Regions from separate parts of the Homo sapiens genome. Here region 2 is linked to region 1. A link is an interaction called in ENCODE POLR2A ChIA-PET data of the cell type or tissue named here. Cell type or tissue: OCI-LY7. All regions are shown on one strand. Each heading gives the region's core, and the rest is flanking DNA. Links, peaks and the distances in the headings are about the cores only. Region 1 overlaps NDUFA12 (NADH:ubiquinone oxidoreductase subunit A12). Region 2 overlaps VEZT (vezatin, adherens junctions transmembrane protein).

Region 1 (9,658 bases), core at 3,477-5,976:
CGCAGGAGAATCGCTTGAACCCAGAGGCGGAGGTTGCGGTTGAGCTGAGATTGCGCCATTGCACTCCAGCCTGGGCAGTAAGAGTGAAACTCCGTCTCCAAAGAAACAAAAAAGCAACAAAAAAAAGCAAACAAACACAGGGCTCCTCAGAGAAATGGCTGTCTCCAAGGCTGGAACAGAGAAACTCTAAGATGAACCTGGAACACCTCATGTCAGAAAGTAAGAAGGTGCTCCAAGAATGATGAAGACTTTTCAAAATGACCCCCTCTAATGCTAATAGCCAAAAAAAAAAAACAACAAAAAACCCATATATATATAATATATATATATGGAATTAAAAAAACTCACCATCCTGGCCAACATGGTGAAACCCCATCTCTATTAAAAATACAAAAATTAGCTGGGCGTGGCAGCGCACGCCTGTAATCCCAGCTACTCGGGCGGCTGAGGCAGGAGAATTGCTTGAACCTGGGAAGCAGAGGTTGCAGTGAGTCAAGATCGCACCACTGCACTCCAGCCTGGCAACAGAGCGAGACTCTATCTCAAAAATTAAAATTAACATAACATAACATAAAATAAGATAAAATAAAATAAAATAAAAGCAAAGTGGCTGGGCATGATGGCTCATGCCTGTAATCCCAGCATTTTGATAGGCCAAGGTGGGAGGATTATTTGAGGCCAGGAGTTACAGACCTGCCTGGGTAACATAGGGAGACTGTGTTTTTATAAAAAAAATTTTTAAATTAGTCGGGCATGGTGGCACATGGCTGCAGTTCCAGCTACTTAGGAGGCTGAGGTGGAAGGATTGCTTGAGCCCAGGAGGTCAGGGCTGCAGTAAGCCATGGTCACACCACTGTACTTTTGCCTGGGCAACATAGCGAGACCCTATCTTTAAAAAAAGTGGTTGGTAGGCCGGGCGCAGTGGCTCACGCCTGTAATCCCAGCACGTTGGGAGGCCGAGGTGGGTGGATCACGAGGTCAGGAGATCAACACAATCCTGGCTAACATGGTGAAACCTCGTCTCTACTAAAAAAATACAAAAAATTTAGCTGGGCATGGTGGTCAGCGCCTGTAGTCCCAGCTACTCAGGAGGCTGAGGCAGGAGAATGACGTGAACCTGGGAGGTGGAGCTTGCAGTGAGCTGAGATCACGCCACTGCACTCCAGCCTGGGAGACAGAACAAGACTCCATCTCAAAAAAAAAAAAAAAAAAAAAGCGGTTGGCAGGGACAAAGTACCCAGACATTTCTCAGAAGACATACAAATGGTCAACAGCTATATGAAAAAAATGCTCATTGTCACTAATCATCAGGGAAACCAGATCAGACTGTGCAACATAGCAAGAGCTCACTTCTACTAAAAATAAAAATAGGCCAGGCACAGTGGCTCACACCTGTAATCCCAGCACTCTGGGAGGCCGAGGTGGACAGATCACCTGAGGTCAGGAATTTGAGACCAGCCTGGCCAATATGGTGAAACCCCGTCTCTACTAAAAATACAAAAGTTAGCTGGGCATGGTGGTGTGCACCTGTAATCCTAGCTACTCAGGAGGCTGAGGCAGGAGAATCGCTTGAACCCGGGAGGCAGAGGTTGCGGTGAGCTGGGATCACGTCACTGCATCCCAGTCTGGGCGACAAGAGCATAACTCTGTCTCTAAATAAATAAATAAATAAATAAATAAATAAGCTAGTCTCAGCTACTCAGGAGGCTGAGTTGGGAAGATCGCTTGAGCACAGCATATTGAAGCTGTAGTGGGCTATTAATGTGCCACTGAACTCCAGCCTGGGAGACAGAACAAGACCCTGTCTTCAAAAGAAAAAAAAAGAAAAACAAGCAGAGTAGAATGGTGGTTACCACGGGCAGGAGGAGTGGAGAGTATAAGAAAGAGGAGATGTTGATAAAAGAGTACAAAATTTCAGTTAGGAGGACTAAGCTTTAGTGCTCTACTGCACAGAATGGTGACTGTAATAAATAATAATTCACTGTATATTTGGAAATTGCTAAAATAATTTTAAGTGTTTTTACCACAAAAAAATGATAAGTATGTGAGGTAATTGATTTACTAATTGGCTTGATTTAATCATTCCACAATGTAAACATGTATCAAAACATCATATTGTACCCCACAAATATATACAATTATTATTTGTCAATTAAAAATAAAATTTTAGCCTGGGCAACACTGTGAGACCCCTATCTCCTAAAAAAAAACCAGCAGGTTGTGGTGATGCACCCCTGTAGTCCCAGCTACTTGGGAGGCTGAGGCAGGAGGATGGCTTAAGCCCAGGAGGTTGAGGCTGGAGTGAGCTGTGAAAGCACCAGTGCACTCAGCCTGGGCGACAGAGTGAGACCCTATCTCAAATAAAATATTTTTAAAAACTGAGAACCCCTCCCCTCTAAAAACCTCCAAAGAACTCCAAATGCAGCTTGAATGGGTTCCAACTAGTCAAATTGAGCCCAATTTGAACAATAAAAGAACCATTTAAAGCAATGGATTATAACCCATTGATTAAAATAGGAGTTGATACAGATACAAATAATGAATTAAAGCTTTGATGAGTAAGGGGATACTTACATAACCTCAAAGTGTCTCCCCACAAAATGCTAATTAATTTCAAAGGGAAAATTAGTAACTTTAGAATGGAGAAAACCGGCAGACCCCTTAATCACGTGATAGAGGTTTTCATTAATAATAGGACAAAAACAAATCAGCTGCTACTTAATAGAGTGCAACAAGAAAAACATGGCTTCAGTGACAGGAATGTCACAGAAGCATAGCCTGAACCTAGTCATGAGGAAACATTCAACAAACTCACTGAGGGACCTTCAACAATATAACTGTCAAGTAATTTTCAAAAGCGTCAAGGTCATGAAAATCACAGAAAAGTTGAGGAACCAATCAAGTGTGAAGGAGACTAAAGAACTTGAGATCCATATGAAATGTGTGATTGGATCTCTCTATAAAGGACACTGTTGGGACAACTGACGAAACCTGAGTGGCTGAAGTTCAGAACACGCTGCTCCAAAATATGCAGCTCTGGCATATGGACTATGCTGAGTTAAAGGCACTTGAACAACAGCAGGCACGGCTGGGTGTGGTGGCTCATGCCTGTAATCTCAGCACTTTGGGAGGCCAAGGTAGGCAGATCACTTGAGGCCAGGAGTTCAAGACCAGCCTGGCCAACATGATGAAACCCCGTCTCTACTTAAAATACAAAAATTCGCCAGGTGTAGTGGCACATGCCTGTAATCCCACCTACTTGGGAGGCTGAGATAGGAGGATCATTTGAGCCCAGGAGGTCGAGGCTGCAGACTGTACCACTGCACTCCAGCCTGGGTGACAGGGCAGGACATTGTCTCAAAAAAAAAAAAAAAAAAAAAAAAAGGTAAAGAAAAACAGCAGGCACAAGAATAATATGGCCTTTTTCTTTCTGAAAGCAGGAGAAAAAATTCCCACATCAAAGATATCCTCCCTATACCAGAAGGAAACTATCATTCTACATCAAGGACAGGAAATTGAGGTCAAGGGAAATCTGCACAAACGTTGTTAAATTAACTTTTATCTTCTTAGTCACTTCTCCACCCAATTAACCTACTCAAGCCCAAGTCCCTTTGTCTTCTCATTTTCAGTGTTCTACTCCTTGTCCAATTCAGTATCTAAGTGTTCAACATGAACTGCATCTTTGGGTCTTCATCCCTTATGAGGGCTCCACATCACGGAACTCTTATATTAAATAAATTTGTATGCTTTTCTCCTGTTAACATGTCTTTAATTCTCAAGCCCAACCAAAAAGCCCTAAGAGGATAAGGGTAAAATTTTGCCTCCCTTTCATAGTGTATCTTTGTTACTTTCCTGATATTTATGGTCATATTGTGGTTATGTAGGACAATGTTCTTGTTTGCAAGACGTACACACTAAAGTATTCAGGAGTGATGGGGCATCAATTTGGCAACTTACTTTTATTAAAATATTAGTAATGATTCTGAAAGTTCGGGATTATTCCAAATGTTAAAAAACTGTAAATCAGATCACACCCTATCTTACCTTCCAGTGACTTCCAAATAAATTCAGACAAAAAGCCGAAGTATGTACCATGGCTTACTGAAAGATTCTCCCTGAGGCCTGAAAGCTTGAAGAGATGAATAACTCCTCCCTTCTCAGGCCCAGTCCCAAGCTTGGGCCAGCAGCGTGGGTCAGCAAGACAGCAGAAGCAGGAAGAGAGCTGGCCGAAAGACACATACCCCCTTGAAGATTGAGGGGCAGGCCGTCCAGGTACTATGTAGCAGTTACATCAGACTGAGACACTTCCTGTTTACAGGAGACTATAAAACCCCTGCCCCATCCTCATTTGGTGCTAACGCCATTTTAGGCATCAGCCCACCTGCACCCAGGCGCTCATTAAAACAGTGTGTTGCTCCACACTGCCATGTTGTCTGCTGATGCACTCTCAGGGTTCGAGCCGATACAAGAACCTTTCATCTTACAACATCTACATGATTTGGGCCCTAGCTATTTCTCCTACCTCGTTTCTTAACATCTTCCCCTCACTCATTCCATTCCAGCCAAACTGGCCATACTGCTGTTCTTTGAACAGACCAAGCAATACATCTCAAACATACAGGCTTTGCACCTGTGGTTCCCTCTGCCTGGAACGCTTTCTCCCCGCTTCTACGTCTTTCCTCAAATGTCACTTTCTCAAAGAAGCTTTCTCTAACTGCTGTATAAAACAGCCACCTGACCCTTCCATTGCTCTTGATTCCCATGAGGCCCAGCTTCATATTATCTTCCTTGCATTTTTCATTACCACAATTATATAAAGGATGTTTTTCTGCCTTCCCCTATGAAAACAAGGACCTTGTTTTATTCACTGCTTTACCCCAGGTTCTTGGCACCTGGTAGGTACTAAATAGTTATTTGAATAGGGATGATAAATTGTATCTGTACAATTACTCTCTACACGTGATAATACCTAGCTCTCTAATTAGAGATATATCAACCCAACATCAAATTTATTCATGAATCAAAGGTAAGAATCCACAGATTTAGAATTCCACAGTGTGTCACGGTCAACAAAGAGGGGTTTGAGAAACAAACAGCTAAGCTTGTTCAACACCATTTCTCCCTAAAAAGATTCATCACAAGCCGTGAAGCTTCCCATACAAATAAGGGTCATCAAAGGTACTCAGACCTTAGGAGGCTCCTCTCCACAAAGAAATGCAGCTTTGAATCCTCACTTGCCCTTAGGCACCTGCTGGAGTGATCTTCTACAGCTCTTAGCTTCATTTTCATGTGGTCTCAGATCAAATAAAAGGACTTGCTCCACTGAATAGAACTTTTAGCTTTTCAGGTTTTTACTATTTTATAATTTTAAACATAATTAATCGCACATAATTGAAATCACACCCCTACCCCTCATCTCCCAAAATGTGGCCCCTGAGCACCAATGTTAGATGAACATTTTGAAGCAGGTAGATGTCAATCTGAATAAGACAGCTCACATGCCTTCTATAGCCTCCCAGGACCAATTCCACCCAAGAAACAATCTCTCAGTTAAACAAAAACCAGGACACCTCAGCTCCTAAAGCCTGAATTCCATGTTGACACCTTGGTCTCAAATAGTCCTCCTAACATATAGAATGCCCCTTTGGAGAAGGTTGATGGTTCTAAACCTAAAACCAAAGCTCAATGCATGCTGGGCTTAATACCTAGGTGATAGGATGATCTGTGCAGCAAACCATCATGGCACATGTTTACCTATGTCAACCTGCACATCCTGCACATGTACCCTGGAGCTTAGAATAAAAGTTGAAGGAAAAAAATAAAGAGACATAGAATGTGGAAAAAAAAAAAACAAAAAAACCCCACAGCTCCTCAGACCTTAACGGAACCACAGGTTGTTATTTCCCACTAAAAAGAGTGCAACAGCAATCCCCAAATGATGTAGCATGAGAAAGCTCCTAATCAGTGCTGCTTTCTCACGGTAAGAACCAAAGAGCTTTTTTTATTCAGAGACAGGGTTTCACTCTGTCACCCACGCTGGAGTACAGTGGTGCAATCATACCTCCTTGCAACCTCAAACCCCTGGGCTGAAGGGATCCTCCCACCTCAGCCTCCCAAGTAGCTGGAACTACAGGCATGTACAACCATGCCTGGCTAATTTTCTAAAACTTTTTTTATTTATAGAGATGAGGCCTTGTTATGTTGCCCAGGCTGGTCTCAAACTTCTGGCCTCAAGCGAGCCTCATGCCTCAGCCTTCCAAAGTGCTGGGACTACAGGTATGAGCCACCACACCAAGCCCCAGTGAGCTTTTAAAGATATTATCCATTATCATATTCTTCAAATTACATCACTGACACAGTCAGTGCTCACAATTAGTCCAAGTAGTAGAACAGGGGTTGAAATCTGGTTATAGCTCAGCAAAAATGTACAGTACAAATATGTTTTGCTTAGCTCACAGTATTTGAAAAACAAACAAACTATTCTGTCCAATCGAGTAGCCTACTTATCTTAAATAAAAATTTTAAAATGTCCTCAGTTGCATTATCCACATTTTAAAGTGCTCTAGAAAGGCCAGGTGTGGTGGCTCATGCCTCTAATCCCAGTATTTTGGGAGGCAGAGGTTGGCGAATCATTTGAGTCCAGGAGTTTGAGACCAGCCTGGGCAACATGGCGAAACCTCATCTGTACTAAAAATACAAAAAAATTAGCTGGGCATGGTGCCACATGCCTGTAGTCCCAGCTACTCAGGGGGCTGAGGCAGGAGGATCACTTGAGCCCAGGAAGTCGAGACTGATTGTGCCATTGCTCTCCAGCCTGGGCAACAGAGTGTCCCCGTCTCAAAATAATAATAATATTAATAATAATAAAATGTTCTGGGCCACACGTGGCAAGTGGTTACCCTATTGGACAGGGCAGATAAAGAACACTTCCGTCATTGTGAAAAGTTCTGCTAGATAATGCTGTATTTAAAATGTCAAATATTTTTAAAAATTAATTGAAAAAAAAAAGAACTGACCCGGTGCAGTGGCTCATGCCTGTAATCCCTACACTTTGCGAGGCCAAAGTGGGTGGATCACTCGGGGCCAGGAGTTCAAGACCAACCTGGCCAACATGGTGAAACCTGTCTGTAGTAAAAGTACAAAAATTAGCCAGGTACGGTGGCAGGCACCTGTAGTCCCAGCTACTTGAGAGGCTGAGGCGGGAGAATTGCTTGAACCTGGGAGGCGGAAGTTGCAGTGAGCCAAGATGGTGCCACTGCACTCCAGCCTGGGCGACAGAGTGAGACGCTATCTCAAAAAAAAAAAAAAAAGCAAGAAAAAACAAGAAGTCTCACAAATAAATACAGATGTCCACCTTTGAAAAATCATCCAGAAACCCTTCGCAGAATTCTCACCTGATGGAACTGCAGGTTGCTGAATAAGCCTGCTGCCCTCTTTGACAAGTCTGTACTTTTCAGTTCACTGCAGTCTCCACTACGTCCTATTGTTTCATAGCTGCACTTCACTCACTTATGTCACATATCTGGGTTTCCAAGTGACTCTTTAGAACAGAGGCAAATACACTGAGATTATCCCACTTTCTACTGAAGACAGCCCAAAACTAGCTCTGATGATCAAATTCAATTAAAATAAAATGTCACAGCCCACCAGATATACTTATTTCTAGTTTTTGGGTGAAATTTTCTAGACCACTGGAAAGGAGCTCCAGAGTTTAATTGTATATCAACTGTATGGTATTATTTCAGCAATCTATGAAACAGATATAAGTACTTTGCTTTGAAATACGTCATGCAAAATTTGGTAATTCAAGTGAGCATTTAGAATTTCATTTCAAAATATGCGTATTATAAAGTCATACAAATTTTAGAGACCTAAGGAATTTTAGGGCTCTCATTTTATAGACAATGAGACTAACCCCCAGAGAGGTTAAGGAACTTGCTTAAAGTCAAACTGCCAGATAAGATTACAGCCAAAGTTCTTTTCACCTTTCGCTTCACCCAGACAGGTGATACTATGGCATATTGTTTTTCCAAGACAGCCACACCATTACACATCCCAATATATACTGTGATGTTGACATGCCTCCATCAAGAGATAGGTTCATGTTTTCTCATGTAGAACTTGGGTGGAGCTTTCTAATTGCCTCAATCAATGGAATATGAAAGTGACACTGGACAATTTGCAAGACTAAGTTAGATAAGGCAATATGGTTCCTGCCTAGCTCACTCTCTCAGAGCACTTGCCTGTGTCAGCCCAGGCAACAGGAAGGTGTTCCAACCCACAGGCCCAACTATACCCCCAGCTGACAGCCAGCAATAAATGCCAGATACTAAGTGAACAAGTTTTCAGATGATTCCAGTGTCCAGACTTGGAGTCTTCCAGCTGAGGCTCCAGACATCAGACATCTAGGAGCAGAGACTAGCCACCCTCGTTTTATCTTGTCTGAACTCCTGACCCAAAAAAAAACTATGGAGAGAGAAACAGTTGTTGTTTTAAGCCACTAAATTTAAGGGTAACTTATTATGCACTCAATGTAAATAGGACAGATACTTTCAGAAGAACACCACTGACTGCTTTATAGAGAGATATTCAATAAATATTTTTGTAATGAAATAAATATTGCCAAGTTAAATAAAATAAAATGAACCAGGCATGGTGGCTCGTGCTTATAATCTCAGCTACTTGGAAGGGTGAGGTGAGAGGATTGCTTGAGCCCAGGAGTTCCAGCCTGGGCAACATAGCAAGATCCCATTTCAACTAAAAAAATAAATAAAAGCTGGGCATGGTGGCTCATGCCTATAATCCCAGCACTTTGAGAGGCCGAGGTGGGTGGATCACTTGAGCCTAGGAGTTTGAGGCCAGCCTGGGCAACATGGCGAAATCGCATTTCTATAAAAAATACAAAAATTAGGCCGAGTGCAGTGGCTCATGCCTGTAATCCCAGCACTTTGAGAGGCCGAGGCGGGTGGATCACCTGAGGTCAGGAGTTCAAGACCAGCCTGGCCAAAACGGTGAAACCCCATCTCTACTAACAATACAAAAATTAGCCAGGCGTGGTAGCATGAGCCTGTAGTCCCAGCTACTCGGGAGGCTGAGGCAGGAGAACTGCTTGAACCTGGCAGTCAGAGGTTGCAGTGAGCCAAGATCATGCCACTGCACTCTAGCTTGGGCAACAGAGTGAGACTCTGTCTCAAAAAAAAAAAAAAAAAAAAAAAAAAAAAGCCAGGCACGGTGGCTCATGCCTGTAATCCCAGCACTTTGGGAGGCCGAGGTGGATGGATCACCTGAGGTCAGGAGTTCGAGACCAGCCTGGCCAACACAGTGAAAACCTGTCTGTACTAAAAATACAAAATTAGCCAGGCGTGGTGGCTCACACCTGTAGTCCCAGCTACTCGGGAGGCTAAGACAGGAGAATCGCTTGAACCTAGGAGGTGGAGGTTGCAGTGAGCCAAGTTTGTACCACTGCACTCCAGCCTGGGCGACAGAATGAGACTCTGTCTCAAAAAAGAAACAAACAAACAAATTTAAAAACAAAACAAAAATTATCCGGGTGAGATGGCATGGGCCTGTAGTCCCAGCTACTAGGGAGGCTGATGTGGGAGGATCACTTGAGCCTGGGAGGTCAAAGCTGACATGAGTCATGATCATGTCACTGCAC
Region 2 (9,658 bases), core at 3,273-5,772, 250 kb after region 1:
GGGTTTATATTCTGATGGGTGACTTTAAGCAAGTTATAACCTCTTTATGACTCAGTTTCCTCATCTGTAAAATGAGGGTAATAATAAAAATACCTCTTTATAGAGTTGTTAGAATTAAATGAGGTATTATAAAACGTGCTTAACTCAATGCCTAGTAAATAAGCAACTCAGCAAATGTCAACTATTTTTAGTGTTACTACATTGTTTTTCAGGCTTGGCTCTACTGTTTTCTAAAATATATATAGTAACTCTGTTAGGGCCTTCCTGTCTTCTCTTGCCATTATCTCTAGTTGATCTTCCAGACTACATATGTTTCTATACTGGTATGTCATATGAGTTTGCCACCATATTTATATGCTAAAAACTTGAATGTATACATTCAGTAGGCTACTTTCCTGACCTCCAGACATTTTAGGTCTAAGCCATTCACATTTGACTATCTCATAGGCACTTCTAATACATCACCTTCCTCCTCAGATTTGTTGCTACGCCACTGTTTCATATTTCATTAAATAGCACCACCTGATTCTTCAAATCAGAAATCTTAATCTTGATCCCTCCATTGCCAACCATTTCAATCAGTAATCAAGTTATTTTGATTTTAATACTTAAACACATTTATTAAATGTTTTCATTTTTTATACTTCTTGTAGTCCCAGTTATCCAACAATAAGAGACTGGATAAATAAATCATGATAGATTCATAGAATTGAAATGCTATAAGGACACTAAAAAGGAATAAGGTACAATATATGTCCTAATATGGAAAGGTCTCTAAAATACATTCGATGAAGCAAGTGCAGAGAAAAGTATATAGTATATTTCCATTTGTATAGAAATTTTGAAGGCTATTCATACATATATAAGTGGATACTAAATTTTGGGGGAAGGATTCATGAGCTAAATATTTATTACCTTTTGGGTGAGAGACTAGGGGACTAGGGTAGGAAAAACAAAGTTATTTCTCATTTTATATCTTTTTGTATTTTTTAAATTTTTAGTATAAAAGTAGCAAGGCAGTAAAAAACAAAAAAACAAACTGAGGTTGAGCAGTTGAGCTTAGTGTCCTTTTACAGATGAAATAAGTTAACTTTTCTTGTATATCCCCAGAGAGAAGTTAATGGCAGAGAACTGCTAAAGTAACTAGTGCCTGACACAGAGTAGGTGCTCAATAAATATTTGGCTAGTGATAAAGGAGTAAATGATGATTGTCCCTTTTCTATCCAGATGATCTTTACCCTGGAATGCTGTTAGCACTCAGTCATTGCCATCTGCAAGAGAGAATAGATAGTGTGAGGGATCAGAATCAGAATTTGGCCACTAGTTAGTGCAGACTACAAATTGCTTTTCTGAAAGGGTATATGGCTCTGAGATCAGCTCTTCTGATAAAGGGAAGGAGAGAGTCTCAAGGGTGCATCAGGGCTAGTGTGAAGAGCTCGGAGGGTTCAGACAGACAGAATAAGTGACATAAGGCCCAGCACGGTAGCTCACACCTGTAATCCCAGCACTTTAGGAGGCCAAGGAGGGCAGATCACTTGAGGTCAGGAGTTTGAGACCAGCCTGGCCACCATGGTGAAACACCATCTCTACTAAAAATACAAAAATTAGCCAGGTGTGGTGGCACATGCCTTTAATCCCAGCTACTCGGGAAGCTGAGGCAGGAAAATCACTTGAACCTGAGAGGTGGAAGTTGCAGTGAGCTGAGATTGTGCCACTGCCCTCCAGCCTGAGCAACAGAGGGAGACTCGAAAGAGAGAGAGAGAGAGAGAGAGAGAGAGAGAGAGGAGAGAGAGAGAGGAGACAGAGAGAGAAAGAGAGAAAGAAAGGAAGGAAGGAAGGAAGGAAGGAAGGAAGGAAGGAAGGAAGGAAGGAAGGAAGAAAAGAAAGAGGAAAACAGAAACATTGCAACAATGACTACTGAGTTGGAAGATAGACAATCATTGACTGTTCTTAGCCCAGTAGATGTGCTGGATTGTGGACCTGTAGTATTGATATTAATAGTGTGTCAATATCCAAAAGAAACCATTCAGTAAAGTGCCATTTGTGGAAGAGGCTAGGTTTATTGAGATATCTAACTTTCCTAGTTAATATCTATGGCCCAGATAGTCAGATTTGCACTTCTTTTCTTATGTTGACACCCCAACATAATTTTTTAAATAAGGAAAATTTTTTATTGGAAGACTGAAGTTCAGTTAGATGAGCATGAAGTTTATGTAGAAATAATCTCCCAACAGCTTAGCTCAGCTATTCTTAAAGTTTTTAAAATTTAAGGCTCTACTGGAGTAAAACGATGTTATATAGAAAATTATTTTCTTCAGATATTTTTAATACTGTAATAACATTTCTTAGCCTATTTAAAGGTTCATATTGATTATCACAATACTTAGTGTAACCAAGTGCTATAATTATTTTGGTTTTATATTAGTAGCTGATTAAAATTTCAATGCATAAATTCTAATGCAGTTATTTCGAAGGTAACTCATTTCACTCTTAGAAAGCCTGTTTTTGCAACAGGCTGTTGAGCATTGCAAGTCATGGAAAAACAGCTAATTTTCCATTTTGGTCATTGCTTTTCAAATCAGTCATCGTCCCAAAATAAAAAGTAAATAATGAAAGCAGCTGCTAGGCTACATATTTTTTTGTGATTTTTTCAATCTTTGATTCCTTATACTCAAAAACAGGTTCTCAGCCTTAGAACTATTGATGCTTTGGGCCAGATAACTCTTTGTGAGGGTTGTCCTGTGCAATATAGGATGTTGAGCAGCATCCCGATCTCTACACACTAGATACCAGTAGCGCTGCTCACATCCACCCCACAGTTTTTTGGGGATTTTTTTGTTTTGTTTTTGTTTTTTAAGACGGAGTCTTGCTGTGTTGCCCAGGCTGGAGTGCAGTGGCGCTATCTCAGCTGCAGCCTCCGCCTCCCGGGTTCAAGTGATTCTCCTGCCTCAGGCCTCCCAAGTAGTTGGGACTACAGATGTGCACCACCACGCCCGGCTAATTTTTGTATTTTTTTTTAGTAGAGACAAGGTTTCACCATGTTGGCCAGGCTGGTTTCAAACTCCTGACCTCAAGTGACCCACCCATCTTGGCCTCCCAGAGTGCTGGGATTACAGGTGTGAGCCACCGTGCCTTGCCAACAGGTTTTGTTTGTTTGTTTTGAGACGAGTCTTGCATGGCTTACTGCAGCCTTGACTCCAGGCTCAAGCAATCCTTCACTTTCAGCCTCCCAAGTAGCTGGGACCAGAGGCGCACACCACCATTTCTGGCTAATTTTTTTATTTTTAGTAGAGACAAGGTCTTGCTTTATATTACCTAGGATAGTCTCAAACGCCTGGCCTCAAGCAATTCCTCCTGCCTTGGCCTCCCAAAGTACTGGGATTAAAGGAGTGAGCTACCCTGCCTAGCACACCCCTCAGTTTTAACAATGAAAAATGTCTCCAGAAATTGCCAAATGTGGGGAGGGGGAGTTGTGCAGTGATGATTTACTTTGAGAACCACTGCTTTATAAGAACATAGTAGTTTTTTTGTTTCTACTTTTTGTTTTTAACTGTCTTGTTTAATGGTGATTTTAAAACATGGCTCAGAAAAATCACATAATTGAGAATAGTTTATTCCATGAACTTTACATTAGTTTGTGGAAAGAAAATGTGAATAATTCAAATTGACAGGTAAGTAGACACTTATTTGTGCCTCCACTGAGACTAGCAACTTGAAATCATGTTGCTAGAGGATACCTTTGATATTTGTTGACCTTGGCGAAAATATTAAAAAGCGTAGACATTGTTGCAGGAAGTTTGCAAGTCCAAATACTTGCTCATCATTTTCTGAATTTTTTAAAAATAAACACAAAAAATAGCACATGTACAAGTTACACTAGTTGATACACATGTGATTAACTCATAAATTTATTTTAGATCTTATCTATATTAACATTTGCTTTTTGTCGTATTCTCTTTCAATAGACATTAAAACTACCACTACTATGGAAGTACCACTACTAGATGGAAGTTTGACCTGGACATGGTGGCTCACACTTGTAATCCCAGCACTTTGAGAGGCCAAGGTGGGAGGATCGCTTGAGGCCAGGAGTTCAAGATCAGCCTGGGCAGCATAGTGAGACCCCATCTCTAAAAAAAATAAAAATAAAAATAAAATCACCTGAGACTATTAGATAGAAGTTTGTAAGACTCTAATGGGTTTTTTCTGGTTTTTATTTTGTTTTGTTTTCTTTTCTTTTTTAGAGACAGGATTTTGCTATGTTGCCTAGGCTGGAGTGCAGTAGCTATTCACAAGTGTGATCATAGGCCCTACGGCCTCAAACTCCTGGGCTCAAGCAGGCATCCTCAGTAGCTGGGACTACGTGTGGAGTGTTTTAAAATCTAATAAAATGGGCCGGGCGTGGTGGCTCACGCCTGTAATCCCAGTACTTTGGGAGGCTGAGGCAGGCAGATCACCTGAGGTCAGGAGTTCGAGACCAGACTGGCCAACCTGGTAAAACCCTGTATTTGTAAAAATACAAAAGTCAGCTGGGCGTGGTGGCTGGCTCCTGTAATCCCAGCTACTTGGGAGGCTAAGGCAGGAGAATCACTTGAACCTGGGAGGCGGAGGTTGCAGTGAGCCGAGATGGTGCCATTGCACTCCAGCCTGGGTGACAAGAGCATAACTCCATCTCACCAAAAAAAAAAAAAAAAAAAATCAGTAAAATGATATTTTCCCCAGATTATAATAATAAGTTGAATTTTTTCAAGTTTACATTTTTGTTCCATAGTATTTTCTTAAGCCTTTTATACCAGACTTTAGGAAAACCTAGCATCTGATTTTTAAAAGACTTTTATTATAGACCTTAAAAATGTATTTTAAGGGAGAGAATACTACAATGAAAACTCCATGGCCAGGCCTGGTGGCTTATGCCTGTAATTCCTGCACTTTGGGAGGTTTGAGGTGGGCAGATCACTTGAGCTCAGGAGTTCCAGACCAGCCTGGGCAACCTGGTGAAACCCCATCACTACCAAAAATACAAAAAGTGAGCTGAGGGTGGTGGTGCATGCCTGTGGTCCCAGCTACTTGGGAGACAGAGATGGGAGGATCACTTGGAGGTTGCCGTGAGCAGAGATAGTGTCACTGCACTCCAACCTGGGTGACAGAGTGAGACACCATCTCAAAAAAAAAAAAAAAAAAAGCTCCATTTACCCATCACTCAGCTTCAGCTTCAGCTTCAGCAGCTGTTAACATTTTACCAAACTGTCTCATCTATTCCTCTCACCCTCCCCCATCTTTTTTCTTGGTGTATTTTAAAGCAAATACCATGTGACTCCCATTTGGCCTGTTATAAATAAATAAATAAAAATAAAGCAAATATCAGACATTACCTAATTTCACCTGTAAATGTATCAGTATGTATCTCTAACAGACAAGTACTTGCTGTGATTTAGGTGTGGTTTGTCCCTGCCAAAACTCATGTTGAAATTTAATTGCCATGCTACGATGTTGGGAGGTAGAACCTTTAAGAGGTAGGACCTAATGGGAGGCATTTAGGTCACGAGGCTCCACTTTCATGGATGGCTTGGTGCCATTCTCACAATAGTGAGTGAGTTCTTGCTCTCTCAAAACTGAATTAGTTCTCTTGGGAACTGATTAATTCCTGAAAGAGCAGGTTGTTATAAAGTAAGGACTTTCTTAGGGCTTGGCCCCTTTGCACATACCCACTCCCGCTTTGACCTTCTACCATATTATATCTAGGCAGCAGAGCCCTTGCTAGAAGCCAGTGGCATGCTCTTGAACTTCCCAGCCTGCAGAACTATGAGCTAAGTAAGCTTCTTTCTTTATAAAATATGCAGTGTCAAGTATTCTGTTATAGCAACACAAAACAGACTAAAAACTCTTTTTTTTTTTTCCTTTTTCAAGATAACTCTGGCCAGGCACAGTGCCTTACACCTATAATCCCAGTGCTTTGGGCCGAGGTGGGAGGATCACATGAGCCCAGGGGTTGGAGACCAGCCTGGGCAACATAGTGAGACCCTGTCTCTAAAATAAAAAACAATTAGCCGGACATAATGGCACATACCTGTAGTACCAGCTACACAGGAGGTTGAGGTGGGAGGATTCCTCGAGCCCAGGAGTTTGAGGCTGCAGTGAGCTATGCACACCACTGCATGGGTGACAGAACGAGACCCTGTTTCTAAATAAATAAATAATGATAACCCCAATATAATTATCTCATCTGACAAAATTAATAATAATTTCCTAATATCTAATACCTAGTCTGTGTTTGGGCTTCCTTAAATTCTCAAAAATGCCTTCTTACAGTTGTTCCAAGCAGAATCCAAAACAAGTCCCTACGTTGCATTTGGGTGATACGTCACTTTAGTCTTTCCCCACCCTCTTGCCTCTTTTTTTTTTTTTCTGAGACAAGATCTGGCCCTGTCATCCAGGCTGGTGTGCAATGGTGTGATCTCAGTTCACTGTAACCTCTGCCTCCCAGGTTTAAACCATCCTCCCTCCCACCTCAGTCTCCTGCCTCTCACCTTTTTAAAAGTCATTTATTTGTTGAAGAAATTTGGTAATTTTTTTTGGTGTGTTTTTTTTTTTTAAAGACAAATGCATTTCATTATTTATTTAGATATGTCCTTGAGTCATAGAAACTAAATAATTTGATCTACAGGATTTCCATACTCTGTATTTAGCTTATTTTGTAGCATAAGATGACATTTGGTTTAGCACAAAATTCTGTATTTTAAAATACCACTTTTGGCCAGGCAAGGTGGCTCATGCCTGTAATCCCAGCACTTTGGGAGTCTGAGATGGGCGGATCATTTGAGGTCAGGAGTTCAAGACCAGCCTGGCCAACATGGTGAAACCCCATATCTACTAAAAATACAAAAAATTAGCTGGGTGTAGTAGCGCATGCCTGTAATCCCAGCTACTTGGGAGGCTGAAGCAGGAGAATCACTTGAACCCGGGAGGTGGAGGTTGCAGTGAGCCAAGATCGTGCCACTGCACTCCAGCCTGGGTGAAAGGGGGACTCTGTCTCAAAAAATAAAAAATAAAAATACCACCTTTTATCTTGTTTCTCAGAGTGTCGTGAGTTTTGTTTTACTACCTGAACAAGTTTAAGAGTCCCATAGCATTCTTACTTTGTACTTAAGGAAGCTGAAACAGGGAGAGGATTTTTCTGGAAACAGAGCATACCTAGAAAGTACCAGAGCACTCAATATTTCCTTGATAATGTTGAAAGCTTGATGAACCGTGGTTTTATCAGAAGTATTACAAGATAAAACTCTTTTGGGAAAAACTGTTCCTGTTTTGTTTTATCCCCTGTGCCTACATGTTGCCTGACATGGAAGATGTTCAGTAAGTATTTATTATTGAATCAGTTGCCTAATTCTGCCATCTTTGGCCCATTCTTCTCTGGCCCAAGACCTGAAAGCTTACAACTTGTTCTATCTATAAGAGTTTAAAGCAGTTTAAAAGAGTGAAGCTAATAATAAAAGCACTGTAGCCAGGTAGAACTGCTCATGCTTATAATCCCAGTGACTCAGGAGGCTGAGGCAGGAGGATCCCTTGAGGCCAGGAGTTGGAGACCAGCCAGAGAAACATAGCAAGACCCCATCTCTACAATAAATTTAAAAATTATCTGAGTATGGTAGCTTGCACCTGTAGTCCCAGCCACTCAGAGGCTGAGGTGGGAAGATTGCTTGATCTCCAGAGGTTGAGGCTATAGTAAGCTATGATCGTGCCATTGCACTCCAGCCTGGGTGACAGAGAAAGACCCTGTCTCAAATAAAAGCTAACCAGCAATGATGTAGTAATGACACTGGCACTTGTACAGAATACATCATGAATCATGTAGAAAACAAGCACTGCCATAAGTGAATGGTTGGACTTTATACATCTGGGAGATCTGATATCTTTTCTTTTTTTTCTTTTTCTTTTTTTTTTTGAGACGGAGTCTCGCTCTGTTGCCCAGGCTGGAGTGCAGTGGCGGGATCTCAGCTCACTGCGACCTCCACCTCCTGGGTTCAAGGGATTCTCCTGCTTCAGTCTCCCGAGTAGCTGAGATTACAGACATGTGCCACCATGCCTGGCTAATTTCTGTGTTTTTAGTAGAGACGGGGTTTCACCATGTTGGCCAAACTGGTCTCGAACTCCTGACCTCAAGTGATCCACCCGCCTTGGCCTCCCAAAGTGCTGGGATTACAGGCGTGAGCCACCGCACCCACCCAGATCTGATATCTTTATGTGGGGCCTGCAGGGAGCAGGGCTGGCAAGAAGTGTCAGTAGTGTAGGACTTGGATGAGACATTTTCTTAAAGAGCTTTCTTCAGCAAAAATGTGGGATTTTCCTGTCTATTTTTGTTTATTTTTATTGCAAAAATGTTTCGGCCACCAGAACAATCTTAGCACAACCAAAGGTTCTTGGCTGTTTTTCATTTAGCAAAATTCTTTCTGGTGTTATGATATGTGTTTTCTGTCAGCTAAAACTTACAGGAATAGTGAACCACAAAGATTTCCTGAGGAGCTCCCACATGCTGTGTCTGAGGTTTCTCATATTTCTTTTGGCATCAGTAACATTCTCCAATACTTCGAAATTATAGTTTGAATCCAGTGTTAATGATTTCTCTTCAAAAAAACAACTTAAATAAAACATTTGCGGTTTTATTTTGCTTGAACCAAGGAAAAGTCATAATAGAGACAACTACCTACTCTGCCTTACCCTCTGCACAAAAACACCCCTTTCTAAAGCTACCATCTAATACTTTATGAAAAATAAATATTTCCCTGTATTTATTAGTGTATAAGCCTAATATCCCAAAACCTCTAAAATATAGTGGTCAGAACAGTTGCAATAGGGAGCCTCCCCTTGCTGTAAAAGAAAAAAAGTCAAAATAAATTATGTTGAGTGATCAGGTTTTAATACTAAGACATTATTTGCCTTTGTCACTGTCATTCTCATGTGTGTATACAGAGTACAAAAAGCTCATCAGATGGTTGCATATTCTACGTTAACATTTAGCTATTTGAAACTATTACTTGTTTCGGTACGGCTATTCTTCTTTGATACTACAATGATCAGAAAAGACTATTAAAATACTTCTGGCTTTCCAACTATATTATTTGTGTAAGCCTTTATTTTTCTGTATACTTCACCCAAAACAATACATTGCAACACATTGAATGCAGAAGCAGATATAAGTATCCGGCAATTTTCTATTAAGCCAAACAATAAAGAGATTTGCAAAAAGTGTAAAACAATCTGTTCTTCTCAATAAATTTTTTTCATTTTGGAGAATTTTTTCATTAACATATGTTGTTTAACATTGTAACAGGTTTATTGCTATTTTCAAGTAAAATAATAAGTTTTTTTTAAATTTTAGTTTTGAGTTCTAATATGATGTCATTAGACGTCCATGTAAACAAAAGCTCTTTGGGGCTCTCCATAATTTTTAAGATTATAAGGAGAGCTGAGACCAAATAATTTGAGAACTACTGGTTAGGATATGGTTTTCTGAGATCTATTAAATAATATACAAGTTATTTGACAGTTTCGGAGAAAAAGTGATAGCAATTTTATTCCTAAACATTTTAAAAGAATTAATGTAAGCATAATGAATAGAACTTGAGTGTTCACAGTGTTCATACAGTATCTGGGTTTACAT

What was found. Peaks named below come from ENCODE experiments on the same cell type or tissue, not always from the same donor. Only the 100,000 strongest peaks of a DNase experiment are listed, where the experiment ranks them.
Region 2: POLR2A ChIA-PET joins it to region 1 with 5 read pairs; 2 of 35 experiments call an interaction of 5 or more read pairs at or near these places.

The regions. Positions count from the first base shown.
Region 1 is chr12:94,984,433-94,994,090 of GRCh38, forward strand. All of the region lies in intron 3 of NDUFA12 (NADH:ubiquinone oxidoreductase subunit A12), which reads right to left. Among named protein-coding and RNA genes, the nearest start is that of NDUFA12, 14 kb to the right of the region's middle. RefSeq lists an enhancer at 4,929-5,440. In OCI-LY7, for the core only: no CTCF peak of the experiment used is centred there; no DNase peak of the experiment used is centred there; H3K27ac peaks cover 1,287 bases.
Region 2 is chr12:95,238,199-95,247,856 of GRCh38, forward strand. The region is part of intron 1 of VEZT (vezatin, adherens junctions transmembrane protein); the gene reads left to right. Among named protein-coding and RNA genes, the nearest start is that of VEZT, 25 kb to the left of the region's middle. In OCI-LY7, for the core only: no CTCF peak of the experiment used is centred there; no DNase peak of the experiment used is centred there.